Linked DNA regions of Homo sapiens: all the other regions are linked to region 1. The links are chromatin loops, found by intact Hi-C in ENCODE. Cell type or tissue: mammary epithelial cell. All regions are shown on one strand. Region 1 holds the start of KCTD1 (potassium channel tetramerization domain containing 1). Region 2 overlaps TAF4B (TATA-box binding protein associated factor 4b). Region 3 overlaps KCTD1 (potassium channel tetramerization domain containing 1). Region 4 overlaps KCTD1 (potassium channel tetramerization domain containing 1). Region 5 overlaps TAF4B (TATA-box binding protein associated factor 4b). Region 6 has its middle 15 kb from the start of LINC01543.

The links. Hi-C counts contacts between places; a loop is a spot of excess contacts. Peaks named below come from ENCODE experiments on the same cell type or tissue, not always from the same donor. Only the 100,000 strongest peaks of a DNase experiment are listed, where the experiment ranks them.
Region 2: it touches region 1 in a loop (12-fold over the local background); 11 of 110 quality-filtered maps call a loop at or near these places.
Region 3: a loop joins it to region 1, with 5 times the contacts of the local background. A loop is called at or near these places in 17 of 110 quality-filtered maps.
Region 4: a loop joins it to region 1, with 6 times the contacts of the local background. A loop is called at or near these places in 18 of 110 quality-filtered maps.
Region 5: it touches region 1 in a loop (6-fold over the local background); 21 of 110 quality-filtered maps call a loop at or near these places.
Region 6: a loop joins it to region 1, with 7 times the contacts of the local background. A loop is called at or near these places in 15 of 110 quality-filtered maps.

Annotation. Positions count from the first base shown.
Region 1 is chr18:26,544,853-26,549,852 of GRCh38, forward strand. KCTD1 (potassium channel tetramerization domain containing 1) reads right to left here and starts at 3,701. Exons shown (of 5, transcript NM_001142730.3): 1 at 1,876-3,701. The coding sequence starts at 3,684. LOC124904273 (a long non-coding RNA gene) reads left to right here and starts at 2,008. Exons shown (of 2, transcript XR_007066321.1): 1 at 2,008-2,142. RefSeq lists enhancers at 2,020-3,004, 2,843-2,892, 2,913-3,002, 3,633-3,927, 3,993-4,634 and 1 more and silencers at 3,183-3,292, 3,313-3,422, 3,533-3,592, 4,183-4,412, 4,503-4,632 and 1 more. In mammary epithelial cell, a CTCF peak has its summit at 3,083; DNase peaks (open chromatin) are centred at 3,089, 3,939, 4,529, 4,989 and 1 weaker place; H3K4me3 peaks cover 5,000 bases; H3K27ac peaks cover 4,809 bases.
Region 2 is chr18:26,304,878-26,309,877 of GRCh38, forward strand. All of the region lies in intron 9 of TAF4B (TATA-box binding protein associated factor 4b), which reads left to right. Among named protein-coding and RNA genes, the nearest start is that of TAF4B, 81 kb to the left of the region's middle. In mammary epithelial cell, a CTCF peak has its summit at 2,490 (motif pointing right); no DNase peak of the experiment used is centred here.
Region 3 is chr18:26,478,208-26,483,207 of GRCh38, forward strand. All of the region lies in intron 2 of KCTD1 (potassium channel tetramerization domain containing 1), which reads right to left. Among named protein-coding and RNA genes, the nearest start is that of LINC01543, 58 kb to the left of the region's middle. RefSeq lists an enhancer at 2,300-3,499. In mammary epithelial cell, no CTCF peak of the experiment used is centred here; DNase peaks (open chromatin) are centred at 2,844 and 3,164; H3K27ac peaks cover 4,436 bases.
Region 4 is chr18:26,458,126-26,463,125 of GRCh38, forward strand. It overlaps KCTD1 (potassium channel tetramerization domain containing 1), which reads right to left. Exons shown (of 5, transcript NM_001142730.3): 4 at 1,495-1,800. Among named protein-coding and RNA genes, the nearest start is that of LINC01543, 38 kb to the left of the region's middle. RefSeq lists enhancers at 775-844, 2,414-2,713, 2,804-2,953. In mammary epithelial cell, no CTCF peak of the experiment used is centred here; DNase peaks (open chromatin) are centred at 626 and 2,786; H3K27ac peaks cover 3,078 bases.
Region 5 is chr18:26,381,424-26,386,423 of GRCh38, forward strand. The region is part of intron 14 of TAF4B (TATA-box binding protein associated factor 4b); the gene reads left to right. Among named protein-coding and RNA genes, the nearest start is that of LINC01543, 39 kb to the right of the region's middle. In mammary epithelial cell, a CTCF peak has its summit at 2,453 (motif pointing right); a DNase peak (open chromatin) is centred at 4,768.
Region 6 is chr18:26,405,834-26,410,833 of GRCh38, forward strand. No RefSeq gene overlaps it. Among named protein-coding and RNA genes, the nearest start is that of LINC01543, 15 kb to the right of the region's middle. In mammary epithelial cell, no CTCF peak of the experiment used is centred here; a DNase peak (open chromatin) is centred at 2,078; H3K27ac peaks cover 783 bases.

The sequences.
Region 1 (5,000 bases):
CTAAGATCTTGTTTGAGAGCCATAATAATCATATAAGCCATATATGGACACTCAAATCTATATTTAACTTAGGAGTTACCTGACAATAATGCAAGAATAATAAAAGCATCAGTATACAGTTTTTTGGAACTGATTTATTTTACTCAGGTAAATAAAAGATAATGACTGAAAGACTGCATTCCTTAGAACAAAACAAAACCAATGAAACGAAACCCTCTTATATTTTGTGGTTCTTTACGTCACAATTCTATATTACACTGGTGTCAAGAAACCAGCAGACAGATGCCAGTAGACAAATGGTTTCATTGTTATCCCAAGGCCATGCACGCCTTAATAAACTTTCTTAGACTTTTAACTCTTAATTAATCAGGTGCTATTCTAAATTAGGGCATTTCAAGGGTTTTTACTGTATCAGAAGAATATGAACATTTATTTTTGCTTTCAAAGAAAAAGCAAACCCTAAATTCTCCTCTCCATTCTTAAAATTCACTAACACAACCTGTCAGAAATAGACTACACACCTGAAGTACAGAAGACACATAGCCTACAGGTCTTGTGTATTTTAGAGAACTTTGGTGTTTATATTACCACTCGCAGCCCCTTTCTCAGTTGGCCTTGAGGCTTGCCCATTAGCTGGTAAACGTTTGAAAGGGTCAGTGTGTCCAGAACTGGAATTTCCACTTTGGAAAAAGCACAGAGGTACCTGACATATGTTCCTGGAGGGCCTGCACTATACCTTCAGACCTGCAAAATTCCTACTTCTGCTTGATGGCAGGCAGGTCAAAGTTGTAAAACCTCCAGTGGGTACTCCTGCCTGCAGAATAGAACACAGTGTCCAAAGACCCCTGGTTTCTGACTCCTAGACTAGAGAGTGTCCAAAACATGAATATAACTTTAATAATACTCACGAAAATACTACCTTGGGGAAAATAAGGAAAGAAGAATCTAACACTAGAGGCCCCAGTCTCGACCCAGAATTTGGCACTGCTTAGACTTAAATCATGTTAGGGTGGAAATAGTTTCTTCCTCTTTGATGAGGATAGTGAAGCCAAGGAGAAGTGAAGTGATTTGTCCATGCTGACTCAGCTGCTGGGATAGCACTCTTACTCTAATTATCTACTTCGTAGGTATTATCTGCCCCCTAGATAGTGAGCTCCGTGGGGCTAGGGGGAGACAGCAATGTTTCAGTGCCCACAGTGCTGGGCACCACAGGCCCATACTCCAATTTGTAGCCTGACTGGAATTGCAGATACCACGTTCCCACTTTAGTTTATGGAAATTGCACCCCACACTGCCAGTTTACATTCAACTACATGTTACAGTATAAACTGGCACTCAACTGCCTGGCTCTCCACTCTCCACCCCTTTTCTTTAAAAAAAAAAAAAAAAGCTACAGGAAGTGGGATTGGCACGTTTTCTTTTCAATAATTTATAACTGTTTTTCTACCTTCTAAGGTCATGGCGAATACGTAATAGAGTCTTTTAAGGGTTACTTGATTCAAATATGTCTTAAGTAACTGCTTCCTTTACATTTACAGTGTTCTCGCAGTCTTTGCCTTATAAAACTCATGCATTCAATGAAGAGCGGCTGCAAGAGTGAGCTAATCCTTTTGTTCGGCGAACTTTGAAGTTTTTCGCCTTACTGCACAGCAGTGATTTGTTAGGTAGCATGCCCTCTCTCACATCTTTTAAGGTTAGGTGTAAAGTTTCCCAAAAAGCACCAAGAGAGTTAACTTCTAAGGGTGAAACGAAATCCGATTCAGTACATTACCTACTTTTTAAAACTTCCCCCCTACCCAGAGCTGCATTAGCACAAAAGTTAGTCCCGAAGTGGTACCAAAGAAACATTTCATGCATAGAGTTTGGTTTGGTTACCTGGGTGGGGGAAACAATAGCAGGTGAAACTATTGTGGGAGAATTGGTGCTTCTGTGCCCATTGGCTTCTGGAAGAAGAGGCAGGGGGTCGTGTTTCACGGAAACCACCACCACCGCATCCACAGGCTCCGAGGGGCGGATACAAAGTCTTTTGGGGGAAGTGGGGCCGCAGATTTCCCCCGACCCGAACACAGACTCGTACAGGGCGCGCTTGGGCGCAGCCTCGGATTTCACGTCGGGCCCGACCTGGCTGTCTTTGGGGAGGATGTAAGTGTTCCCCAGCGAGGGCGGCTGGGGGCGGTGGTGGTGGGAGGGATGGGTGGGGGGGTGGTGGGAGTGGTGCCGTGCCGCCCCGTTCAGAGCCTCGGCGTAGCAGCCCTGCGGGGCGGGCGAGCCCAGCTTGGTGCCAATGCCCGCGATGCTGTTGAGCGTGGCGATGGAGACGGCGCCGATGCAGTGGTTGGTGTAGGTCTTGGAGAGCTTGGCCGCCTTGGAGAGCATCTGCATCCGAGTGCCTAGCAAGTTCTTGCCGATGGCTTTGTTCTCGTACCAGGTCACATCGCCCTCGCTGCAGTGGTCCCGGGGCCGCTGGAAGAACGCCTTGCAGAGAGGGTTGCGTTTCGACAGGTACTTGACGAAGCTGGCGTAGGGGCAGAACTCGGTGCCCGTCTCATACATGCGGGGCAAGTTCTCCTCGTCGCTGCTCTCGGCGCGCTTCTTGCTCCACGACGACGAGCGCGACTTGTGGTAGGGCCCGAGGGACTTGAAGTAGACGAACTTGCGACCGTCCTCGTCCATGGCCAGCCCAAAAGAGTCCTCCTCCAACTCACGCTGGTTCTCGCGGCCGCGGGTACAGAAGTACATGCACGTCTCGAACCAGACCTTGTTGAGCAGCCCGAAGGGCGTGTTGGTGCTGAAGACGCTGGAGGTGTACAGCTTGCGCAGGTCGGCGCGCGTGATGGCTTGCTTCTGCACCACCGGCCCGGCGCCCTGCTCCTCGAGCTTGCGGATGACCGCGGCCAGCGTCAGGTTGGCGCTGCGCAGCTCGGGGTCCTTGGTGAGGTCGAGCGTGCGGCAGTACGGGGGCTCATTGAGGTAGCGGTTGAGGGAGCTGCGGATGCTGATGAGCGACGACTTGCTGTAGAGCTGGCCGCTTTTGGAGCGGGCCTCGGCATAGAAGGAGCGCAGCACGCGGCACAGCGCCCCCTTGTCCATGGTCTCGAAGTCCGGGCTCTGCGCCTTCTCGCTCAGGTACTCCCGGAAGATGCGCACGGCGTAGCGGGTGGCCAGCCGGGTGTTCTCGCTCAGCCGGGCCCGCTCGGGGCGCTGCAGCACGTCGGGGTCCAGCTCGGAGCCGTCCCCGGGCGGCCCACCGCGGGCCCGGGGCGCCAGCAGTCGCGGCGGCGCCTCGGGCTCCAGCGCGGCGCTCTGGTCCATATTGATCATATGGACCGGCTCGGGCTCCAGCTCCTCCCCGGCCGAGTCCTCGGGCTCCAGGGGCTCGTCCCAGTCCAGCCCCATCTCCTCCTCTTCCTCCTCCTCCTCGTCCTCCTCCAGCCCCCCACCTCCGTCCTCCTCCTCCTCCTCGTCCCCCGTTATCTGCACCTCCTGGATCTCGTCCTCCTCCTCCTCTTCCTCCTCCTCCTCGCCCGCGCTGCAGTAGTGCGGACGGCTGTGGCGGCGGCCGCGGCCCCCCGCGCCGCGCTCGCCCTCGCCCCGCTCCCCATTGTTCTCGGCGGCGGCGGCGGCAGCGCTGGCGCTGCCGCCCGCGCTGGTGTTACAGTCCCCGCTGCCAGGCATTCTCGCCATATTGCCGTCTCTCTGCCAGTCCTCGGGCAGGGCGCATGCGCTATATTGGACCGCAGCGCTGAGAGCTTTTGTGTTTAATGACCTTCAGCTACCGGGAGGCAAAGCCGGGCTCTTAAAGGAGCCGCGCTCCAATTGTCATTCCCGAGCGCAGCTCCGGAGGGGCAGCGGCGCGCAGGGGATGGAGGGGAGGGGGGAGGGGGGGACAAGTTAGACCGGAGAGATAGGGTAAAGGACGGAGGCTGACCAGACCTTCTTCCTCCCCCACCCGGCTCCCACTTCTAAGAAAACTTTGAAGGAAAAAAAAAAGGAAAGGGAGGGAGAGCTGTCGGTGGGGGCGAAACACTCCCAACTTACCCTCTGGCGGAGAATTGCGCGGGCCCGGGCGGGAGAGAGGGAGGGCCGGCGAGAGGGCGGGACGGTCTCGTTTCTCTAAGTAATGCCCGAGGAGCAGTGCCCCTTCCACTGCCCCCTCATTGCCCCCCGGAGCCGGGGGGTCGGGGCGGCGGCTGCGCCGGGCGGGCCGCGGGTGCTGCCGCGGGAAACCCGTGTCTGGGGCCGCCCGGAGCGGAGCGGAGCAGGCAGGTTAATGAGCAGGGTGGAGGAGGCACGGCGAGGCCCCGCACCCTCTCGGCGCCCGCGGCCAGGGCGCAGCGGGCGAGGCTTGGGAGCGGGATGGGGCTGGCGGCGGCGGCGGCTCCCCCACCTACTTGCTGGCGGCGAGGCGCGGGGGCCTGGGGCCAGCCGCGCGGCTCCCAACTCCCTTTCCGACTCTTGCAAAGGAGCGAAACACGCCCCACGTCAGCCACATCCCTTTCGACTTTTCCAACAGCCACATTTAAGCTGTCATTAAAGACCTGGGGCGCTCCCCGTAGGTCTGGGGCAAGTCCGCGCCGGTCCAGCCAGCCCCGGGAAGGAGCGAGGCAGAGAAGACTGGGAGGGGCCGGTGGGAGGGGAGACGAGGGAAGAGGCGCTTGGGACCCCAGGGGCCACAGGGACCCTTCCCCACCCGCCCAGGGCGCCGCCCTCCCTGCCCCTGAGCAAAGTGACACAACTCCCTCGGGCGAGGCGCTCCACCAAGCTGGAGCTGAAGTCTCCCTAAGGCCCATCGGGCAGGCGGAAAAAGCGAACTTGTGTCTCGGCCGACCCTGCCGCAGCCACAATTCGGCAATTCGGATCCGGAGCGCACTCTCACTCAAAGTTTGCCAACCGCCATTCGTTCGCCCTCCGGGCTGCGCTGCCTCAGGCGCGCGGGGGCGGGCACCTCGGAAACTGGAAAAGCAGCCAAAGAGCTCGCCGGGTCTCGCTTTCCCATAGGA
Region 2 (5,000 bases), 240 kb before region 1:
TCTTTGGGAAATTTCTGACTTATTACTTTCGCCCATTTATCTGTTGACTACTTATTGCTTTCCAGACTTATGTACATATGCTGGACAGTAGTAATTCTTTGATATATACATTGTAAGTATTTTTCTCCTAGTTTTTTGTTTAACTTGGAAATTTGTTTTTAGTGTTTCATATATGGAAAATTTAAATTACAGTATAAAGTTTAGCAGTCTCTTCCTTTATGGCTTTTGAATTCTAATGTATCCTTTCGTATTATGAGCCCAGAATGATGTGCCTTCTGTATCTTCTTCTAAGATACTTGTATGCACTTACCTCAAATACAGATATTTACCTTTATATCTTCAATAATTCTTGATTTTATTTTTGTAAATGTGTGAGGCAGAGATTAAATTTTCCTCAAATGAATTGTCTGAGCAATAGTTAGTAAAGAGTTCATCATCTTTAACTTTCTTATTTGCAATGCCACCTTTATCTTATAGTAAATTCCCATTTAAAAAAGGGCAAATTTCATTTTAGTGATATGTTTTTGTTTTATTTTATTTTATTTTTTGAGATACAGTTTCACTCTGTTGCCCAGGCTGGAGTGCAGTGGTGCGATCTCAGCTCACCACAACCTCCACCTGCTGGGTTCAAACGATTCTCGTGCCTCAGCCTCCCGAGTAGCTGAACTACAGGCACGCGCCACCACTCCCAGCTTATTTTTGTATTTTTAGTAGAGACGGGGTTTCATCATGTTGGCCAGGCCAGTCTCAAACTCCTGACCTCAGGTGATCCACCTGCCTCGGCCTCCCAAATATTTGTTTTGTTTTGATATTACTATTTTGGTGTTTTCGATTGTTATAACATCTTTATTTATTTATCTAGCCCATAGTTAAAGTAAGTCCTTTTTCTATATTCCTTTTTATCGAAGGTATCTTAATTTTACTTGTTATTTTTCTCTCGTGCATGAATTTTAGAATCAGCATGGCAGTTCCATGAAGTTTGTATAGAATTGTGTGATTAGGTTAATTTGGGTGGTGGGGGCAGAGAATTGGCTTAAAGAATTTTCTTTTTACGATATAGAAGATTCCCATCTGAAACCATGGTTATATTTGTTAGAATTTGGTAAGGTTGTAGGGAACAGAAAAACTGAAAAGCCATTGCATAAGCAAATTATCTCTCATATTCAGAAAAACTGAATTGCAAGGATCACGGTCTGTGGTGTTAGGGATCCGTGCTCCATGTTTGCCTCCTTTCTGTTCTTCGGACACACTAGTCATGGTCCTGATGTACAATTTTATTTATTTATTATTTTCTTTAATGTTTTTAATGTTTAATTTTGGGGGGTACATAGGCGTATATTTATGGGTTATGTGAGATTTTGATAAAACCCACTGTATAGTTTTTGATGTGGTATGCAGTGAAAGCTGTCCCTCAGTCTTCATATGACATGGTCTTTCATATATCAAATCTACCTCCTTAGAGAGGTAAATTTTGCTTGGCCAACCAACATAAAGTAGCTTCCACAGTGATATCTGCTGTCTTGAGGTACTTATCTAAAATTATTTTGTTCATTTATTTGTTTACCCCTGCTTCCATGTATTTCCCACTTCTTCTTAATCGTCTATGAAAGCTTACAATGATTGTTTACCATTGTATGTATACCGAGTGTTTAGAACAATGCCTGTTTCATAATAGGCATTCAAATATTTGTTGAAATGGTGAGTTTTGGAAAAGGAGTATTTATAATCTCAGCTATTTCTTAGATATTTTTGTACAAAGGTGCACTTTTCATTTTTGTACAGTACTTTCTAGTAATTCACAGTCACACATGGCTTTATGCATATCTTTTCATAGTGATGTCTTTTTAAATTTAATTTTGCTTCCCTGGATACTTACATCACTTCAGTTATTTATTTATTTATTTATTTATTTATTTTTTAAGATGGAGTCTCACTCTGTCTCCCAGGCTGGAGTGCAGTGCACGATCTCGGCTCACTGCAAGCTCTGCCTCCTGGGTTCACGCCATTCTCCTGCCTCAGCCTCCTGAGTAGCTGGGTCTACAGGCACCCGCCACCACACCCGGCTAATTTTTTTTGTATTTTTTTAGTAGTGACGGAGTTTCACCGTGTTAGCCAGGATGGTCAGATGGTCTCGATCTCCTGACCTCGTGATCCACCTGCCTCGGCCTCCCAAAGTGCTGGAATTACAGGCATGAGCCACCGTGCCCAGCCTTACTTCAGTTACTTTTTAAATGAAACTGATAATAGACCCTCGATGTTGGCTCTTTTGTTAAATAAGAAGAAATAGTAGCGAATAATATTAGCTCTTGTCTTGACCAAACTGTATGACATTTAATAATATAGAATGATATTTTCATAGTTTTTAAAAACTATTTTGTTAACTTACACTTTTCGGGGGGATTCATTTGTGACTTTTTCTGCTAAGAAGATTCTGTTTTCTATTCTGCTTGTCAGTATAGCTGGGGTGAATTTGGGAAGCTGTATTGTGCTTAAACACCAGAGGGTGCCAGAGATTCATGTTCTTTCCATCATACTTCAGAATCAGAAGTGGCAAACAGGATAGTACCTCTGCATGTTTGCATAACCGTATTTCAACTGAAGATGTGATGATAATAAGGAATTAATATCAATATTTTTATGTGATCATTTATTTAAAGTCCTTATATTTTAGAGATACATAATAAAATATTTATGGATAATATCTATATACTATATCTGGTAGTGAAGGTGTTTTAACAACTAGGGGTTTTAGTGTGATTTTTATTACTTTAAAAAGACACTCTTGGAAAATAATATAGGACCAGATTATGTGCTGTTTGCATAGATGGTATTACTCCATCAATTTTAATGTCCATTTTTTCCATACTGCAGGAATTAGATTGTCTAGTGTATATTAACTTATTTAACTTTCATCATATATAATTCATTGTTTTATGTATTACGAGTCTGTTTGTCCTTGTGTATGCTCACGCTTGTAATCCCAGCACTCTGGGAGGCTGAGTTGGGAAGATCACCTGAGGTCAGGAGTTCGAGACCAGCCTGACCAACGTGGCGAAACTCCATCTCCACTAAAAATACAAAAATGAGCCGGGTGTGGTGGTGCGCCTGTAGTCCCAGCTACTTGGGAGGCTGAGGCAGGGAGAATTGCTTGAACCTGGGAGGCAGAGGTTGCAGTGAGCCGAGATGGAGCCATTGCACTCAAGCCAAAAACAAAAAACCCCCCAAAATTAGTTGGGCATGGTGGCGCACGCCTGTAATCCTAGCTACTTGGGAGGCTGAGGCGGGAGAATGACCTGAGCTCCGGAAGTGAAGGCTGCAGAAAGGTGAGATTGCACCGCTGCACTCCAGCCTGGGTGTCTTAATAAAAAAGAGAGAGAGAAAAAAGAAATGAGGTTGTTGAACATTCCAAGTGAATTATATGAGTGAAGACTTGGAGATTATATTGTGAAGTCTTTCAGAGTTTTTAGTCATATGTTGTCATAGTAAAGTTATGTTCAGGAAAATTTATCTGTGTACTTTAGTGCAGAATAAACTGAGAAGGAGGACGTTAGAGGTAGGTACACCATGAAGTGAAGGTTGAAGTTATATAGGTAGGAGATAGGGCATATCTTATTTATTTGTCATGAGCATTCTCAAGAATGGTCAAAGCCAAGAGACAGTTATAATGCTGTGGTGTGAAAAATCTAAAAATTTCTTGTTAAGAAATTAAATTAGGCCAGGCGTAGTGGCTCACACCTGTAATCCGAGCACTTTGGGAGGCCGAGGTGGGCGGATCATCTGAGGTCTGGAGTTCGAGATCAGCCTGGCCAACATGGTGAAACCCTGTCTCTACTAAAAATACAAAATTAGCTGGGTGTGGTGGTGCATGCCTGTAGTCCCAGCTACTTGGGAGGCTGGGACAGGGGAATCGCTGGAACCTGGGAGGCGGAGGATGCAGTGAGCCGAGACTGTGCCATTTCACTCCAACCTGGCAGCCTGGGCAACAGAGTGAGACTCTGTCTCAAAAAAAAAAAAAAAAAAAAGAAATTGATAATTGAACTGAGAACATGAATATAGGAAAGAGCTAGTACATACTTCAGGAAACAATTGATAACTAAATATTTCCTAGTATACTATAGATCAGCAGTCTCAGAGTTACCCAGGGAATTTGTTAAAATTTTGGTTCCTGGAGCTGATCTAATCTAGAATAAAATCTCTGGGGATTGGGTATGGCAGGAACTTGTATTTTAAAAATCCTTATAATGAACATATTTCTGATGTTCATTATAAATTTAGGAACTATAAGTATATATAGACCAGCATTTGACAGACATTTTCATGAAAATGAATGAAGTGAGTCTGTCACTTTAGGGAAAAAACCTGACAGTATTTTTTTTTTTTTTTTTTTTTTTTTTTTTTTTTTTGCCAATGATAAAGTTGGAGCTATCAAGCAAAAATGAAAACTTTGCAAAACATATCTATTACCATGACTTTGACAGCTTTCCAATAGTTATATTTTCTGATTTGGTTGGTGGAGATACATGTAATTTTGGATTATGTATTAGAATCTAAATTTGGAAGAACTGTATGACTCAGTGAACTAGTATTTTCCATATTACCAATGGATGATGTTGCAAAACCATGTCTGAGTAACAGATCCCATTCAAAATGCAAGAGGACCCGTGGATTTTAAAAAGATTTGTAAAAATAGAAGGCAGTACCACTCTTGATCTATTTTTAAATTTTGATATGTTAATTTTTGTTAAAGTATGTTATTTATGGTAATATATATTTCTTATTTTTCAATGAATAAATAATACCAATTTTTAGTTTCTGATGCAGTTTTAGTTTCTAATACAGTTTTCACACAAAATTACATGAGAGGGTCATTTTCACTCCCATTTTACAGATAAGGGGATCAATGAATAGACGTGGGAAGAAACTTGTCCATGGTCATCCTATTAATATTTATTTTTTATTTTTTATTTTTGAGATGAAGTCTCACTCTGTCGCCCAAGCTG
Region 3 (5,000 bases), 67 kb before region 1:
CTTTCCAGATGCCTTGTACCATCCTTAGTACTTTATATATGTAACAAATCCATTATCTTCATTTTAAAGATGAAGAAATAGGCTCGAAAAGATGATTAACTTGCCCAACTAGTTAAGCAGCATTGGGGTATTTGTGCACAGTCTGTCTGGTCCTAAAGGGGCCTCCCTTACAACGATTGGAATGAAAAGAATTACCAATATCGAATGAAAGCTTATGGTCTAGAGTTTTATTTCTGCCATATATTTGTGGAGTGAGAATTTTACAATGAAATCCAAGCACCTATACCGAAATAAGTCAGTATCAGTGATCTTGTCACTTTAGTAAGAGAGGAAAAGTAGGTATTTTGTTCTTTTAAAAATCCTGTTTTTTAATTTTTAGATAAACTCTCATTTTCAGGTCTAGACTTGGATGTACGCTTGCACAGAATGAGTGATTAATAAACCTATACGGGGTGAATGTGTAAAGGAACCAGGACTGAGGAGTGCGGAATGAGAATGGGGTTTGGCTAGTTACTAGCTGTAATCTAGGTGAATCGACTTCTCTGTCTCCATTTTTTTTAAAATTAAGTCTCACTTTGTTTTATAAAATAACTTTAACTTTTTCTCAGGGTTGATGAGGAAATCCAGTGTGCTCGTGGTGAACTCAAAAAATGCACAGCAATAGAAAGTATTCCAAGCCAGTCAACAAAAATTTCTATAAAAGCAGCTCTTAAAAGACTGCAAGTGCTAAGGCACAGGATTTAAGGAGAAAAAGGAACAATCCTGGAGGTGCATTGTTTATAGACCTTTCTAAAAATAGGAGAGAAGTGTCATTTAAATGGTTTTTAAGATGCAAAAACCAAGAACAAAAAACAACCTCGGGTGTGGATGCAATGAGGCATCTTCACTTCCAATGTAGTTAAAATAGAAAAAAGCTGCAAAGAGAAGAGCAAGAGGGAGATCTGAAGCGAGCACTAGCAGAGCTGGCCCCACGAATAACCTAGAGGCCGCCTGGGCGTCCGGGTGGGAGAGACAGTGGGGAGAAGTGGACTCTTCAGGCGGCCTCCACCAAGACCAGAGGAGACGAAAAGCTGAGGAAGGCCTGAATTCCACCCAGCACAAGAGGAAACCTAGCCAGGGAATTTTTCTTATGAGGGGGTCCAGTCAAAGGGCAGCAAGAAAGGCCCAGGCCCTGTCTCGGGGGCCCCCTTGCCTGGTGAAACCGCAGACCCCCCGCCAGGCCGTGGGAACGCTGGCGGCCAGCTCGGCCAGACCCGATGGAAGGGGCTGAAAAACGCGCGCTGCCAGGGCAGAAAAGGCTGCGTGGGCTCCGTGGAAGCAGAGCAGGCAAGGGGTGTGGAGAGAAAGAGGAAAGGGCTGGAAGGGAAGGGTGCTTGGGCCGCGGAGGCACAGGCCTGGCGGAGGTGAAAGCCTCTCAGAGAAGAAAACGTTCCCCATTGGAAGCAACAAACGCTGGGAGTAATAAAAAGAAACGCAGGGCTGCTGATTTCTGCCAACTTTAAAAGGAGGAACGTTGGAGTTGTGAAAACACAGTGGAGGGGGCACGTGGTGCCAAGGGTCGTAAAATGGCGTCCCTGGGTGGTTTTTGAGATTGGCAGGACTGTGCTGTGGAAAAGTATTGTTTGGCTAAGCAAATAATGGGGAAAATCGGCACAGGCTGTATTTCTTGTGGACATGTGAATGGAGTTACAAATCAAACTGCAGTGATTTGTAAACTCTGATGCCTGAAAACTATGTGGAACTCATTACAGTTTACTAACCTTGGAGAACATTCCTGTTTTCCAACTAGCCAAGACCAAGCTGGCTCCAGACGATGTATGGCTGGTTTTGGAATTTTTTTTTTTTTTTTTTTTTCACTCATTGAATCAAGTGGCAATGCTGAGAACGACTTTCTTCCACCAATTTCTTTTTGTTTTTTAAGGATGATCATTACTATTTTAACTATTTTTTTTACTTTTTAAAACATTTTATTTTGAACAATTTCAAACTTATGCCAAAGCAGAGAAAATAATAGAATGAACCCCCATATGACCATCAACCAGCTTCAAAAGCTGTCAATTCCTGGTTAATTTTGTTTCAACTCTACCTCTATGCCTCATTCTCCTTTCCACTGGTTATTCTGAGGTAAATCTCAAACACTGTATTATTTTACTGTACATATTTCATTAACTAATAAGATTGGAAAGTTCACTCAAAATATGTTCACTAAAAAAAAGTTCATTAAAAATGACAGATACTGAATTCCACTCAATATTAGCTTTTTAATATTAGCACTCTGAGGCTTGGGCATGGTGGCTCATGCCTGTAATCCCAGCACTTTGGGAGGCTGAGGTGGGCAGATCCCAAGGTCAGGAGTTCAAGACGAGCCTGACCAACATGGTGAAACCCTGTCTCTACTAAAAATACAAAAATTAGCCGGGCGTGGTGGCACGCACCTGTAATCCCAGCAACTCGGGAGGTTGAGGCAGAGAACTGCCTGAACCCGGGAGATGGAGGTTGTAGTGAGCCAAGATCATGTCACTGCACTCCAGCCTGGGCAACAGAGCGAGACTTTGTCTTAAAAAAAAAAAATTAGCACTCTGTTGATTACTCTTGTTTATAGAGCAAATAATGCAAGACCTAATCTCTGAGGAAACCAAGCCCATTTGGTGGGAAGTGAGTCTGGTTCTCTCCACTCTCCCTGGCATCGTGTGCTGTCCACACTGTGCATTAAAGAATGGTCTTAAGTCAAAGAGAGTATGGGGCTAGGATCCTACATTTGGCTTAGCGTGAATCATTCATTAAGAATTTTTTCTTGTGTATTCATTCATTTTATGGACCTGATATCTCTAATTTCCTGTGACTCAGGTTCTTAAGAATTTCTTTGTTTCTTGTGTAATCATTCAGTTACTCATTCACTCTTTCCACCAGTATTAGTGGGGGCTCACTATGCCAGATACAGGGGATGCAGTAGTAAATAAGCCACAGTCCTTGCTTTTGTGGAATTTAAGTCGTCGGGGCTGGGAGTGTGGGTCAAGTGCAGTGTGATCAAGTGTGTCACTGGGTGTGCACAGTGGGCTCAGGAGGTGCACCTGGCTCACCTAACTCAATCTGGGGTTGGCAGGGAAGAAAGAGAAAGCTCATTGGAGACCTGAAGGAGAAGAAGTTGGCCAGGTACAGGGGCAGGAGGTAAGGTTAGGTAAGCAGGGAGAAGGGTGCGGAAGATACAAAGGCTTGTAGCCAAACCCTGCCATGTGATTACTCTCTATTGGGGTGTAGTCAGGCTGGCTGAAAAATGAGGCTGAAGCAGCAGAAGCCAGATCGTAAAAAGCCATGTGAGCCGGGTCAAGGAGTTTAGATTTGGTCTCAAGGGCAATAGCGACTGGTGTCAGGCTATGTTGTCAGGGACAGTAAGTAAAAGAGCACATTTAGGAGTGAGACAGTCAAGGTGCCACATCTGAAATCACGCCTTCTCACAGACACAGCTTCTGGCTTATCCAAATCCTGTCTGTTTTGCCTTGCTTTGACTACATCATTTGCATAATGCAGTGGTTCTTAACCCTGGCTACACAGTGGCATCACCTGGGCAACTCTGAAAAAATAATGATGCTGGGCCCCCATCCCCAGCTATTCTGATGTAATTGGTTGGGAATGAAGCCCAGGCATCTGTATTTTTTTTAAAAAAAACTCTCCAAGTCTCAACTGAGTTGAGAACCAGTGTAAAGGAGGTTGAGCAGAGAGACCAACGAGGAGGCAAGTCAACATCAATTGAGACCCTGTCATTCTGAAGTGTCAGAGCATACTTTCTTAAACTGTGAAGGATCTCCAGGACAACCAAGTTCAGCCTCTCATTTACAAATGGAGACACCGAGTCACAAATATGTAACACTCAAGGATGCATGGCTGGGTAGACACAGAGGTGGCTCCAGACCCCACCATGCTGCCCCTGTGGTGATTGGCACAATGGTCAACTTCAAGCTTACGGGGGACAATGGCTCTAATGCCAGTTACTACTCATTGAATAGCATTATGTGCCAAAGAGTGAGCTGGCTGCTTTAAGGGTTTATATCTCATTTAATCTTTAAAATGAGGTCAAGGAAATCATTGGTAGACTGAGAAGATACCCTACACTGAACTGAACCAAACCAAACTGAAACACCCCAAGACTCCTGAGGTTCCTTTCAAACTGCTGGTACAATCATAAAGAGGCCTAAGGAGGGATGGGAAAGAGGATTCTCAGGGCAATGGAAACCTCTGGGAAGAGTAGTACACATGAGGTTTCATCTCCACTTACCTTGCAGCTCTTGTTCTATTATGTGCTGTGTCCCTACACTTAATCCTGAAAACTCTTACGGGATTTGTCACTTTACAGCTAAGGAAGTTTAGCTTGAAGAGGCTGCCAATTCTGCCGAAGCTGTCTTCTGGCTCTAGGCTCTGTACCCCCCACCCTTCCCATGCTGCACTGTCTAGGGCACCCCATGCCACCTCATGAACCAAGGCATGTAACTCGACACCAGGCCTGGCTTTACCGAGAGGCCAGCAGGTTAATCCTTTCAACTCTCCCCTGTGGTCCATGCATGGTAATTACAGAGGGAGGGCTCATCTGCATTGCTGCAGGATGGACCAACCCAGAGAGGGTGGAGACATCCTGCTCAGGGGTGAGGCTGGGGAAAGAAGTGCAAAGACAGATGGACCACAGGATGAGGATGGCGAGAAAAGGGAAGGGCCCGGGTGGTTGGGCCCTTTTATCCATTTGGCTCTCCTTTGCCAAGAAATGCCTCTTTTTCTCTATGTCTAGGCTTCCAAGCCATGGGACATATGGTTTGGACTTTAGGAAAAGATTTCATTTAGTTTCTGGTCCAGAATTATTTTGCTGGCTAAGAGATTCAGAGGCTACTTACAAATGACATCTTTAGCATTTGGAGATATTTAATTATAAAAGTGATACCTGCTTATGTTGTCAACTGGAAAAGTATAGACGGTGAAGGAGCAGCAAAACAGAAGAACAATCTGCTGTGAGC
Region 4 (5,000 bases), 87 kb before region 1:
GGACGCTCTCCGCACAGGTGAGAACGCGAATCTCGTCCTCGGGAACCCTGCGACCCAGCAGCCAGCCCGCCGCCTGGGAGCATGTGCCTTCCGCTAGCATGCTTAGGGAACATTTTCTGCCAGTTTTCTGCTCTTCTGTTCTCAGACATCTGTTCATATATTTTAAAGAGTTATAAATAGTAGTGGAACAATCCTCAAGAGGCAGCACAGAAGAGTGGGTGCTTCTAGTCTCTGTGCTTTGGGAAGGGTTCTGCTGACTAAATACTGAACAAAGTCATGGGCCCATTCCAGTTAAAAAGAGGGAAAAAACTAGAACCCTCACTCCATTGACTTCAAATGGTTTTGTGTCACACGGAGCTGGAATCGAGACCCAGGTGTGCCTCTGCCTTCCCATCAGCAAGACAGAGAGGATTAACAGTGCTTACCTGTTAGGGTTGTAAGAAGACAACACATGCTCAGGCCATGGCCCAGGGTAGGGCAGAGAGTCGGTGCTCAGCACACATTAGCCTCTGAGTTCTCAATTCCACCCCCACATCTCTTGCTCCCCTACACTTCTCCATCTCAGGAAATGGCAGTTCCACTCACCCAGTTCCTCTGTCAAAAATCTTAGTCATCCCGGGCTTATGTCTCACAACCCACAGCCATCGTCAGAAAACCTTATTAGCTCTACCCTCCAGACACACACAACTGGACACTTTTCAGCTGCTTGAACCACAGCTTGCTGCCTGGTCTCCTTGTTTCTCCTATTCTCTAGCTGCTGTCGCAATGTTCACTTTAAAATACGAGTTCTGTCAGTTCTCCCTTCTGCTCAAAACCCTCCAATGGATTTCCATTTGGCTCACATACACAAACGAACCAAAACCAAAAGATGCCAAAATAAACAATCCTAGGGCACTTGCCACCTCCTAACGAGGCTCTCCGTGATCTGTCCCTGATTTTCCCGGGCCTCCTGTCTGGGTACTCTCTCTCCCTGAGTCACTTTCTTCAAGCCAAACTGGCTTTCCTGATAGTCCTCAATATGCCAGCATACTCTGCCCCAGAAATCCACTTACCACCTCCTGGGCAATATATTTATGTTGACTGTTTGCCTCCCACTCCACTCCCATAATGCAGTTCCATGAACACAGAGCTGTCCATCGTGTTCTGTGTCTGTCTGTCTCACTATGTTGCCCAGGCTGAACCTGAACTCCTGGGCTCAAGTGATCCTCCTGCCTTAGCCTCTGGAGTGGCTGGGACTATAGGCGTGTGCCACCGTGCCCAGCTGTCGTGTTCTATATCTGTCTCTTCTGTATCTCCAGTGCTCATCCCAGCACCTGGCACAATCACAAGACTTACGGAATGACTGCTATAGAGGGTGATAATTCACCTACCCAACAGAAGTGTCACTGAGTGAGTTTCTAAGCTCTTTGGAGGAAAGGCACCATGTGAGGGCAAGGTTAAGTGACAACAGTAAGAGTGGCATTTGATGCCACACAGTGCGTAACAATGCTATACCTGGACTGAGTTGAGGTGACAGTAGCCATTTAGTGGAAACCTGATGACGTGCGTCGAGTCGTGATTCCAGCCTGCATTGACAGAGTTACACATCACGTCGCCGATCTCTGGAAATACTTCTTCTATCAAGGATTTGTCACCGCTTAGCGTGATCCTTTCTCCGAGGTCTGGGGCCACACGCACGACGAGGCACTCACAGGGCCTTGAAAATCGACCAGTTTCTCTGTCCTGCTTCCATCTTTCCATCTCCAACAACATGGGCTGAAGCTGAAAATATTTTGCCTCTTCATATAACAAAGTGTAGTCCTGGAAAAAAAAAAGGTATTTCACAGTGCAAACTGCAAACATAAAGTACTAAACATGTCCACATCTAAGAGGTGATTTTTTTCCACTTCTTGTTATGTCACTAATCAAATCTGCATGTGCGTTTTTCACTTACGACATGTTTGTAGAGGCTCAATTTGCATTCATTCATTCATTCATTCATTCAGTGAAGATAAAAGGAGCTGAGTAGATTAGGGCTGGTCAGGCCTCTTCTAAGTGCTTTACATGATTTAAATCCTGTAACCCTCGTCAATGCCCAGTGAATTAGGAACCACTATTATTCCCATTTTGCAGATGAGAAAACTGAGATGTGAAAGGATTCACCCAAGACTTGTTTCTTTTAGTAGAAAAAATGTCTTTGGGTATTTCAAGTTTGATTGTGTCGGTGAGAACCCAATTTCTATCCTCTTGGATGGAACGCATATATTGACCAAGGGGAGGCATAAGCTTGCCAATGGGCACCCTTCATCAGAAGCTCCCGGTCACCTTTGGTGGCCACAGGAGGGTGTGGGACAGAGATATGAGGCTAGAGACAGGCAGGGATGGGCACCTGGAGGGCAGGCATGTGGCTTTTACTTGAACCTAGGTGTTGATTTGTGATGGTTTGGGGGAGGCTGGTGGACAGCTGGAAGGCTAGTGTACTGCCCTGTGCCACCTGATGGAGCTGCCATCATAGAGTCAGAGACATAAACAACTTTAGGCCTCGACTCCTGCAAGATGTGCAATAAAGAAAACCTGTCCATTTCTGCATTTCTGAAAGCAAGAACACCTGGTCTTTTGGCATGGTTTCCTTTCCTCCAGCCTTAAAATAATCTGTTGAATTGAAACAGAAACCTAACAAAACAGGTATTAAAACACACACATAAGCCACTGAATGGGAAGACAAAAGAGAATGAGGGGGAGGCAGCAACTCAGGAACAATGTTAACAAGCAGGTCAATGTTATGGCTAAACGTAGCTATGGCCACAATCATTTCTGGGTGTAAGATAAGTGGATACTTGTCTAGACATGTTGACTGAGAACATTTTAATCAGCTGACACAGGCATTTGTGCCTTCCGTCCATGGGCAAGAGCTGGCAGGGGATGCCCAGTGCCTGCATGACAGCCAATGTTGCAAACATGTGGTCCGAGTGCCTCAAAGAGGCCCCTGATGTCCAGATGGGCTAGAGTATGAGAAGCACAAGATGACCATGGGATAAATATTTTTATTTTGCACTTTGCTCTTTCTCTTGCAAATCAAGCAATAGCAGCAGCAGCTGTAGCGGCATTATTCAACGCTTCCAGAGAAAACAGCATGGAGAGATGACAGTACTTGGGGGTCTTTAGCTGGGTAATCCACTTTCCATATAAAGAAACTCAGATCAGGTAGAAGATGCTGATGACGACACTCATCTCAGTGGAATGGGCTGCTGCTTTATTCTGTCCTTTTCCTGGCAACCCCCTTACCACAGGAGTCTTGGTTCCCTGCAGGAAAGGAGCCCACTGCTCTGAAAATCTTCCTTGCACATGTTCTACCTGCTTAGCCTCCTGACCCAGAGGAGATACTGTTTTGCTTTAAGGAGCTGAAAACTAGGCTGAGGTGTGGCCACTCTTAAGACAGGGCAGAACCGGGGCCCTTAGCCCAGCCTGAGGGGTAGGAGTGGGGAAGCCTCTGCAGGTTCCTCCTGGTTCTACCTGGGATCCCCACTCTGGGGCTTTGTCATCTTGGCATCACGCCAACTGTAAGATACTGACCTAAACACTTATTTACCAAGGAGATTTTAAACAGCAATGAGAGTTACACAAGCAAGAGAAGCGAGAACTTATGCTATTGCTTTTTATTTTCTTGTGAGATTTAATTACAAAACTTAGCACAAGGAAGGATCTAGACTCCAGTGAAAATATCTTATCGGCTGGGCGTGGTGGTTCACGCCTGTAATCCCAGCACTTTGGGAGGCCGAGGCAGGTGGATTATCTGAGGTCAGGAGTCTTGAGACCAGCCTGGCCAACATGACGAAACCCCGTCTCTACTAAAAATACAAAAAATTAGCCGGGCATGGTGGCGGACAAAGCCCTGATCTCCCAATGTGTCCAAAGTGAATGAAGCTAACAGGAAGGACTTGGGGTTAGAAGTCCTCCCCATGCTGACCCTGAGTTCTCACCATCTTTTCTTCCTTCTAGGTTCACAAGCCACTTGTTTAATAATCCACTCTGAGGTCTGGCCCTGGATGGGCAGTGAGGCTCACAACATAATGTTGCTCCAATTCATTGTTACCCACTCTTGGAAAAGTCGAGAAACACTGGCCCTTTTCAGATTTTTGGCCCTGCTCAGTGACCACTCTGGGATCCTGCTAGGGTTTATTAAAGTGAGAGTCAGAAGCGCTCCTATGAAGGTCATCTTGCCCCTGGGCTAGAGTCTCATGGGCCTAGCGCTGAACTGCTTTAAGCCACCAGGTGTTCTTTTACTCTCTCTTGATCATCCTGGCTCCATTTTTTCCTTTACTATGCTGTTCTATCTAGTCTCCAGAGTAGAGCCACTGCTATGTCACGGGGAGCAGATGACAGAGAACAGCTGAGCACTCATGCTTCTCTCTGGTGACTGCTCATCATGCTGCCTTGCCTCTAAGCACTGGCTGGCCAGAGAACTGAAATGATCCTTCTTGCTGCGTTACCATTTTCTGCACACGGTGAAGTGCACATTGGCCATTCATTTTCTTGGCAGGCTCCTTTGTGTCTGTCTTTCTATCCTGTCTAACACCCGCCTACAGTCTTAGCTCATCAGAAATGAACCTGCAAAGCAGAGTCAGTCCCATTGGCTACTGTCTTTAGAAACCTTTCCTTCCTTAAATGGGATCATTTAACTTTACTCTCTAAGTACCACGGTTTTTAAAGTTTAGTGTGTTTCTGTTAGGTTCTCTGGCCTTGTGCTTATTTCCTTCAGGCCTCTGAATTTTCTGAAATCTTTCCTTAAGCCTTTGTTCTAATCTGGCAATGTCCTTTCTGGGGCTTTTACAAACTCGAGATGATGGGTCTCTTGTTTCCAAGGTACTTGGTGGAAATAGGCAGGGGTTTATGGGGCAGCAGCAGGTTCAGCACCTGTTTTTCTGAAGGAAATGAATTCACAACATCCACTTTTCCTCCCTTCTGAGAAATAAGCTTTCAGCAAAGCCACTCAAGAGTGTGCTAGATGCTATCACTCTTCT
Region 5 (5,000 bases), 160 kb before region 1:
TCTTTTAAAACCAAGTAATTTGGCTGGGCGCGGTAGCTCACGCCTGTAATCCCAGCACTTTGGGAGGCCAAGGCAGGCGGATCACCTGAGGTCAGGAGTTCGAGACCAGCCTGACCAACATGGAGAAACCCCATCTCTACTAAAACTACAAAAGTTAGCCGGGCTTGGTGGCAGGTGCTTGTAATCCCAGCTACTCGAGAGGCTGAGACAGGGGAATCGCTTGAACCTGGGAGGCAGAGGTTGCGGTGAGCCGAGATTGCGCCATTGCACTCCAGCCTGGGCAATGAGCGAAACTCCGCCTCTAAATAAATAAATAAATAAATAAATAAATAAATAAATAAATAAATCCAAACCAAATAGTTAATTATACACACCCTTCCATCCTTTGTGCTATTGTTGTCACCTACTTTACTGCTACATATGTTCTAACCTCCCTGATATGTTATTATTAATGGTCATATATCTTTTAAAGAATTTATGAAAATAAAAATGGTTTTTTTATGTTTCCAATTTCTAATGGTTTCTCTTTTTTTCTATAAATTCATATTTCATTCGAGTTATTTTTCTATCAGCCTGTATGCAACTCACCAACTCTAGAATTACTAGAGTTTTAAACAAAGCTACTGTTAATACATTTAAAGATATTGATAAATTCACCTTTAGTTTTGAGGCACAGCAACCCTTATTATATTATAGCTCTTACTTATATTCACAGTTCTCCAAGGAAAAATCAAAGCTAATTCTTAAAGAAAAATGTTTAGCAGTCCTTTGAATAAATTTTAAGAAAATAATAGGTAAAACCGATCTCTGGACATAGTTTATGTGAGTTTTCAGAGGTCTTTGCAAGTGTCTTAGTAAAAGTTTAAAGAAAATAACCATAGTGTAAGTAGGAAAGTCTTGACATGAGGTTGTCAGCTTGGCCATAGGAAATAATCAATTTACTGCCTTTCAGAATTCACTGTTTATTTGGCTTTTTGCTGTTCTTGTGTGTCGAATTCCTTGGTGGGCTGAAGCACTTTCTTAATGTTTGGAGAAAATGGCAGAAAATAGTCTTTTGAACAAATTCCATCTAGTAGCAGTTTGGTGGGGATGAGTAGGTGAGGTAAGATGTTAGAGGGCTGGGTAATAGTTGTGAATAAACCATCAAAGGACTTTACATACCCCACCTTTCACCCCAGATTGGTTTGGCTTAAAGCTGACAATGACAGCAGGATCTTGAATTAGAAGGTCCAAAGCTCATAGGGTGGTTTATTTTCACTGTTTATTCATATAAGTGATGTTATTGGGTGACTCCAAACACATGGTTCTCCTACAGATGATATCACCTAAATGCCAAACACTGTAAAGTATTCACAGGTACAAAATCTTTTTATTCTAGTAAGTGATAAGTTAAAGAGAAAATTACATTGCACTGAAGACGTATGATGGTAGAGGGAAATAAAAAGTACTACTAAAGTGCATAGGAGTTGCACCTAGGCTAGACCTGGGGTAAGTTTGTGTTTGTAGGCACTGGGGACACTTGATATCCTAGCTGAATCCAAAAGAACTTAGATGATGTGGCAATAAGGATAGGATCAGTGGAGTTCAGTGAAGAGAGAATGCTATGTGCAATTAATTGTCTGTATCAAAAAGGAAAAATATTTTGTTCATAATCAATAGTTTGAGACAAGAAGAAAGGAATGAGAGATGAGACTAGGGAGAGAAACTTTGGTGTGGTCATGGATGGCCATATATGTCATGCTTAGATGTTTAGACTTGGTTCTTATAGGAAAATCTTAGCCACTGGAGCATTTCAAGCAAGAAAACAATTTTGTCAGATTATTTTTGAAAGATCCTTCTCACTGCAGTGTAAGCAATATTAACACTGGAAATAGGGAGGTTTTTTAGAAGGCTGTTGAAGTAATCTAGGCAGAAGATAATGGAAGTGAAAATGTAAAAGTAGATGGCTTAGAAACTATTAAGGGGGTAGAATAGATAAGTGGCAGATGGACTATAGAGAAAGATTTGAGGATGACATCCAATTTTCTGGCTTAGGCATTCCTTGAAATGAAGAGGAGGAAGGGAAGGAATGATAGTTTGAAACATGTAGAATTTGGGATACTTATAATACATTCAATTGGAAATCATTAAGAAATTGAACAGTGGCATCTGGAAAATGAGAGAGCGTTCTGTTGGAGATAAAGATGGGGGTGATCATTAGCTATGACAGGCAGTATATTATCTCTATAGCTCTCATAATTACAGAGCTAGAATTGTAACTTGAAGCCAGTGATTCCGTGTCACATCAGTGTTTTCTTCTGTAAAGTACTATTGAAACATAGACATTTAGGAGTGATGAAATGGGGCAGAAGTTAACATGCAGTGTTGTCTGTATTCTGAAATAACTAGAAAGGAATAAAATGAAGGTGATAAAGATGAGAGATCTGTTGCTTCAGAAGTTCTGCTTGTTGACCAGCAGAGGGCAGTGAATTTTGAAGCTCAGTATTTTTCTGTCCTGTGTTCCCCTTTAAGGCCTAGAAGCTTGGGTATTGTGAATATAGATTTTCAGTGTTCTTGTTACACTGGGTCAGGTATCCAGGGCACATTTATTTATTTTTGCTTCTGAGACTTAGAAGATGTTCAGTTTTTTTTCTTTTTTCTGGAGCCAAGTCTTCATTCTACTCCCTATTTCTCACATTTGGACCTTGTTTCCTCCTTAAAGCTGAAAAGACTTGAGCTATCCCTTAAGAGCTGCCATGGTGGCATGAGGTTGGGACTTAGTGTAAATCAGGTAGAATCTGAGAATGTCATGAATCTTTGCCTCTTGATTCCTCTATTAAGAAATTCTCAGTTTTTGTGTTTGGTTAACTGTTCAGATTCAGGGACACAAATTTTGCTTTTATTAGTCGTAGGATTCAGGGAATTGAATGAAAGAGATTGACTTTTAGTTTCTAGAGACAATATTGAAAAGCTTAGTTGATTCTGTACAGCAGCAGGCTCCTCCACTATTTAATTTGAGGGGTGTAAGAAAAACTTACTGTCCACCCGTCACATGTCTGAAATGGCCATCAGTCTACTTTGGAGCTTTAGGCATTCAAGGCTCCCTTAAAATTCAGAAATTTCACTGAGAGGGACAAGGTAAGTATGGCAGCACAAATGATTTCTCTTGAGTTCAGTAACCAGTGATTTAGTGAAGACTTGAGATAATAGGACCTAGGTAGGAAAAGTTTAACTAGTTTTAACTACGGGATGGGAAAAAAGGTCTGGAGCTAGAATTACACTGTTTCCTGTTTGTAAACCTTCAGTGCCTTCCTACTGACTAGGGAATTCATTATGAGAATAGGGCCAACATTTAGAGAGCGTATGCCATTGTCATTTAATCTTCAAACCAGCCATTTGAGATAATTAGTGTTACTATCCCTATTTTGCAGATTCGGAAACTGAGGCACAGAGAAATTAAGTAATTTGAGATTGCCTATGGAGGAGACAACGAGTGTTTGCCACCATTCAGTTCTGTATATCTTATGCCGCCTAGCACAGTTCTTGCCCATAGTAGGTACCCAGTAACCCAGAGAATTTTGAATGGAATCAGAACGTAGACTAGCATGAAGCTACATTACCGTGGATGGTGGCTCTTGGGAGGAGAGGCCCGTATGGAGTCACTGCAAACCCCAACAGGATTCCCGAAGCCACTGGGTTCATAAAGATGTCCTTTCTGCTTCTGACTTAGAGCAGTCATCCAATTTAAGGAAATGTGGAAAAAGAAGTAGAAAAATCTTTAAAGGTTTTATTTCACAACACTGCTGTATTAAGTTGAGGGATAAAAATTGGATTACTAGTTATTTTTGGTTATTTAGTATCATTATTAAAATGGTGTTATTTATCTAAAATTGATAACTGATGATTTTCCATTTTTTCTTGTTAGAGCAATAGAGTTCCTCAGAAGTTTCATTATAAAAACAAGAAACTTAGTTCAGTGGTATAACAAAACAAATTAGGTGAGATAAGTTGTTAGTGGGCTGGGTAACATTAATGAGTAACAATTATGAAGGCTAACATAATTGATCTGGCAATTTTAGAAGATGTTAACATTTAGGTTTGAGTAGGCTTCCTAGGACATCTTTTGTGCACCTGGGAAATGAATTGGTCGTTTCATCTTTCATTTTCATCCAGGTGAAGAATCCAGATTAAGGAATATCCTCATGTAGAAAGTTACATGGGAAAACCTTCTATTTCCGAAGTGAACAGTACACTAACAGTGAGAAGAATAAACAGCGTTTTTTTTTTTTTTTCTTCTTCTTCTTCTTCTTCTTGCAAACTCTGGGCCCTTAACCACATTAGTATTCTTTGTGATTTCTAATGTGACCAGAAATCAGTCCTAGTCAACTCTGGGGAAAGGACTTGGTGAGGCAGAGGAAAATTAAAACTGATGGTGAAAAAGCAGGTTTGGTTTTTATGGCTGTAAGTTACCTGTGCACTCTCTACCCCCTTGACTGTGGATAACTGAGAGTAGCTGGTTATTCTGGCCAGGTCATTGTGATTGACAAGTTACAGTTGTGGACTTTGCCAAATCAAAGCTCAGGAATAAAAATGCTATATATTTTGTATTCAGATTCAAGAAAGATTGACTTTCTAAGTTAGCTGCTATTTGGGGGAAGAGAATGCTATCACCTTCATAAAGTTGTGAATTATGAAAGACATTTCTGTTGGGTTACTGAATGTCCCTTGGGGTTTTTTTCATTTATAACATTGCCTCAGGCTCTCTGCTGCATCCTGTTGGAATGACCTTCTTTTCAACTCTGTGCTGGCAGCTGTAATATGGCTCTTTCCCCTGAATCCTTCAGGCTTGTCACATGACAAACATGAACTGTGACCCCTTTGTTCCTTACTCAGATGATTAGGTCTCTTTATTTTTTTTTTCTGTTTGACAATTTTGCCTTATTGTCTTTCCTTTCCCCCCTCTCTTTGCTTCCATGTTAATTTCCTCCTGAGGCAAGGTTTTTGGGGTAGCAATTTAATTT
Region 6 (5,000 bases), 140 kb before region 1:
AGCTCCCTGCATCTCCTCACCTGCTGAGACCCTTCTCCTCACGCAGGTTGATAGAAGAAGTCTGGTATCCCAGCCATCACTCCCCAAAGGGATTCCCTGTTGTCTCTCAAGCTAGAAACTCGAGGAAGATCGGTGTCTCCCCTTTCATTATCCTATTGTCCGGGGGGATGAAGCCTCCGGCTCTGCAATCAAGACAAATAGACTTGTTTTACCTCCAACCCTCTGCCTCTAACTGGAGCCCCAAGTTTTATAGCCCTGCACCAACTAAAGGCCCATTAACCAGCAACTGGCTCCCTAGTCATTTTGCTAGAACTAGTTTGTTATCTACTAGGCTGGTCTGTCTGTTATACGAAGGGATTTGAGAGAAGAAATCCCTTCCAAGTATAGCCATGGGTGCCTGGTTGAGCCCCGAGGAGGTTATGCCTTCACTGGGTGTGCACTTCGGGTGCGAAGGAAATTAGTTCTCTCTCCCCAGGCCTGCACAGAGCTGCCGGTGTGGCAGTCACGGTCCAGGCTGGAAGAGGAGGTCTGGGTTTCACCTGGTCCCTGGACACCACGCAGGGGGCGGATGCAGGGCAGAACCCGGCAGAGGAGCAGCTGCCTGCGCCCTCTCCCCACCCCACCTCTCCTGTTTCCGCCCTGGCGCACAGGCCACGTGTCAGGCCACATCTTCTCACAGCTCAGAAACGTGGTCATGGAGATCAGGAGGATAAATACATTCATTCTCCACCTCAGCGTGGGATGGGAGTGGGGGAGCTGCCCTGAAATGCCCTCCAGGAAGGTCTCCAAGGGAGGCCTTTAATTAGCGCCTGGGGGATATAAAACTTGGGGCTCCAGATAGAGGCAGAGGGTTTGAGGTAAAAAGGGCAGAGGGAGGGTCCCTGTGGCCCTATAGCCAGGGCTCATATTTCCCTACTCAAAATCTAGATCTGTGATTTGACTGGAGGACCCACAGCTGCCATATCCATAGACCAAGAGCCTGAGGAGCCGCCTCCAGGTGGGGTCCATGTCACAGCTAACGGGCGCACGTGTTTCTCCCCCACCTGGATAGTGGAGAGTCCTGAGGAAGGGGAGCAGGAAGGGTTCTGACGGGAGAGATTAGGGACAGGCGCGGGCAGCCTCCCAAGGCCCCAGTGACTGGGCAGCATGTGCTGTTGGGCAGTTACTCCCCTGTCCAGCCTCAGCGGACTGATCTGTCCGAAGAGGAAAGGTGCCTGCTGTATATGCAAATTGGGATGATTCAATATGCAAATGTCCTCACAGAGGCCAGGGCAAGTGAAGTGCTTAGTGAACTAAAAACATAAGTGAACAAATAAGCTTCTTACCAAATCGGACCCCTCACAGACATTTCTCTCTTAGCCAGAACAAACTTGCAGCTTTGGGGAAGTTTGAGGGAAAAAAAAAAAAGTTGTGCCGTCCTCCCTGGTAGGGAGCCTGCAGTTTGGAAATCTTAAGAGGCCGAGCAGCAAGTTTGCACAGGAAAGAACAGAGTGCGGGGGTTTGTTGCCTCTGTCCTGCCCCTCTGTGAGCTCACTCGTGTCCCTGCTGAACCTCATCAGGGTCTAAATAACCAAGATCGAATGCAGTAAATAAAACAGAACCATAGGAGTATCGTTTCATCGTGGATTTAACAATTTCAAACTTTCATCAGAGGTTTGTTCAGAGGAAGGGGAGGAGGCTCTTCATTCTCCATTTAAGAAAACCAGACCACAGCATCTTCTTTAGATCCAAGGCCTCTGGTACTGGACCTGGAGCCTTTGAGCTCTGGGAGTTTATTGTAAACATCAATGTCGCCAAAACCCACAACTGAGGGCTGTTCCTGGGAAGTGGGTGGATGGGCGAATTTTTCTTTTTTTTTTTTTAATTCCAAAAATAATGTGATTTCTCTCTCTGTATCTTTATGTCACATGGGCTCTGAATGTGCCCAGCTGGTCATTCTCTTTTATAGGTAAATATGTGCCCATTTTATTAAAAGAAAGGCCTCTTACAATGCAGCTGGTAAGCTTCCTGCTCGCTAGTCCTCACAGATTCCTTGTTGCAACCGAAGCGGGCGTGTTACTTTGATAGTCATATGAAATAACCCTAACTTTGCCTGGGGATATTTATAACAAGACATGCAGAATTATTGCACCATAAAGGCTGCTTTGCTGATTCTTGCTGATTAGAAACTTAAAAAAAAGACGAATGGGATAAAAACCAAAAAGTCCCAACCGCTGGAGTTCTGAAGTCAGGCAAACTGGAGCCACAGTGGTTCCCCCAGCCCTTTGATACCAACCCTGAGGTTGGAGAAGTTGGGCCAGCTCCGTGAGCTAGCTCTGTGGGCTACTTTCCCGAGGTGCTTCATGCGTCTCCTACCTTCCCGCCCCAAGCTGAGGCCAAGAATGAATGACCTGGAAGGGACGGGCTTGTCTTTCTGCCACGCTGGGGGCCAGTGCCAAGTTTTGCTTTAGGAGAAATGAAGGCAGAGCAATCCCTGGTATTAGATGAGGCAAGTGTATTCCACCCTGCCCCCTGGCAGACAGGCCAAACAGGACGGGGCATTTTTAATTGATGCTAGGACCTTGCATGGATAAGAAGTTGGCAGGAATGGACAGAACCCTTTATTCTTCCTTCCAAGGTACCCATTTACCAGGCCCATCCTCAAGGGCATTGTGAAAGTGGGCCCAGTGGGGTTTCTTCCCCTGGCTGTTGGCCAGAATCAAACTGGTTTCATCAGGCCCTGAGTGTAGACGCAATGTGCGGTAATTGGTACATTCAGCGTTGATCCTCGTGTTCCTTGGGTGCCGTGAGGAGCTTTCCCATAACCTCTCCTATTTCGCGGCTTGTCTTTGGCCCTAACCAGCACTCTTTCTTCACCTCTGGTTGTCCTTCTCCACTCCTCCTCTGGCCACACGCACAGTTCACACATACATCACCCTTTATCCAATGGAGTCAGAGATTTCCCTGGATGTAGCTCAGGTGGAAAACCTGCTTGGAAAGGAAAAGAGAAGTCTTTTCTTACTCCTGGGAGGTGACTGAAGAATCCGGCAGCATGTTGCCCTGGCGGCTGTCTGACTCAATGCTCTGGTCACAGTGGGAAGAGCTGTTCTGTAGTGGCACCTTGGACCATGCCAGTAGCCAATCCTGGGGTGGGTGGCGGGTGTGGGGGCTCCCCAACAGTGTTAAATAATAATATTGAATAGAATAAAAGAATAATGATCCTGGGAGCATTCATGCACCCCACACCCTCCTTTCATAAAAGGCTACTGCTCCTAACTTTGGAGATTCCTGTGTGGCCTCCACCCCGTTCCTTGTCCCCTTGTCTCTACACTAAAAGTAATTAATCATCCTGAGTTGTGTATTCACCATTCTCTCGCCTTTCTTCATCTAACTAGAACTTTCTGTTTGCATATCTTTGGGCTTCACATGATGGAATGATACAGGACATAGCCTTCTGCAACGTGCTTCTTTCTGCTGGACACCAGCCTCCTGAGAAGCATCATTTGGCCACAGCTGTGAGTTGTTCAGTTTCCTGCTGCCTTGAGTCCCGTTGTGTGGAGACATTGATTGTGATGGACACATTGATTGTGATGGACACATTGATTGTGATGGACACTTAGGTTGTTTTCAGGTTTTTACTCTCCCAGACTCCCTTGCTATGCTATGTACATTCTAGACACGGCTCCTTGTTCAGGACTTTCCGTAGAAGTAAAGTTGCTGGATGATACGATTTGTACATCTTCAGTTTTCCAAGTAGCTAGGTCAGTCTACATTCTGACAGGTGGGGTATAGATCTACCACTCATTTCACATCCTTACCAACACTTGATATCATCTTTAATATTTGCCAGCCTGGTGGGCATGAAGTGATAGCTCACTGTGGTTTCTATTTGAATTTCCCTGTTGGTTAACGAGGATGGGTTTTTTCACATGCAAATTGGCCATGGTGACACACCTATTCAAATCTTTTGCCTATTTTTCTTGACAGATTAATAGGTGGGTGTTCTTTATATGTTTTGGATACCAATCTTGAGTCACTTATGTGTATTGCAAATATATTCTCCCAATTTTGGCTTATTTTTTTGTTATGGTGGCTTTTGCTGAACAGAAGTTATTAATTTTAACAGTTCCATTCTTTAATCTTTCCCTTTATAGTTTGTATAATTGTGTCTGGTTTCAGAAATCTTCCCCTTCTACATACAAATTCATAAACATAGTTTCCTCTAATGTCTTTTAAAAGTTTTATAGTTTTGTTTTTCACATTAACTCCTTAGCCCACCTGAAATTTGCTTGTTTGTTTGTTTTGTGACAGGGTCTTTCTGTTGCTTAGGCTGGAGTGCAGTGGCACAATCATGGCTCACTGCAGCCTCAACCTCCTGAGTTCAAGCAACCCTCCTGACTCAGCCTCTCAGGTAGCTGGGACTGCAGGTTCATGTAACCACACCTGGCTCTTTTTTTATTTTTAGTAGTGACAAGGTCTCTCTATGTTGCCCAGGCTGGTCTCAAACTCCCAGCTCTGCCTCCCAAAGTGCTGGGATTACAGGCCTGAGCCACTGTGCCTGGCCTATAATGATTTTATGTAATGCTGGAGTTCGTGAGTGTTCTGGTTGTCTATTGCTGCATAACAGATTACCCTCAAAACTTAGTTATTTAAAAAACATCCAGGCTGGGCACAGTGGCTCACACATGTAATCCCAGCACTTTGGGAGGCCAAAATAGGCAGATCCCTTGAGCCCAGGAGTTTGAGACCAGCCTGGGCAACATGGTGAGGCATCTCTGTAAAAGAAGTAGCTGGGTATGGTAGTGCATGCCTGTGGTCCCAACTACTCGGGAGGCTGAGGTAGGAGGATTGCTTGAGCCTGGGGAGGTGGTAGGGGGAGGGCAGAGGTTGCAGTGAGCCGTGATCACACCACCGCACTCCAGCCTGGGTGACAGAAGAAGGCTCTGTCTCAAAAAAATAAAAAATAAAACAATATCCACTTTATTATACCTACCATTTTGCAGGTTAGGAATCTGGGCAGG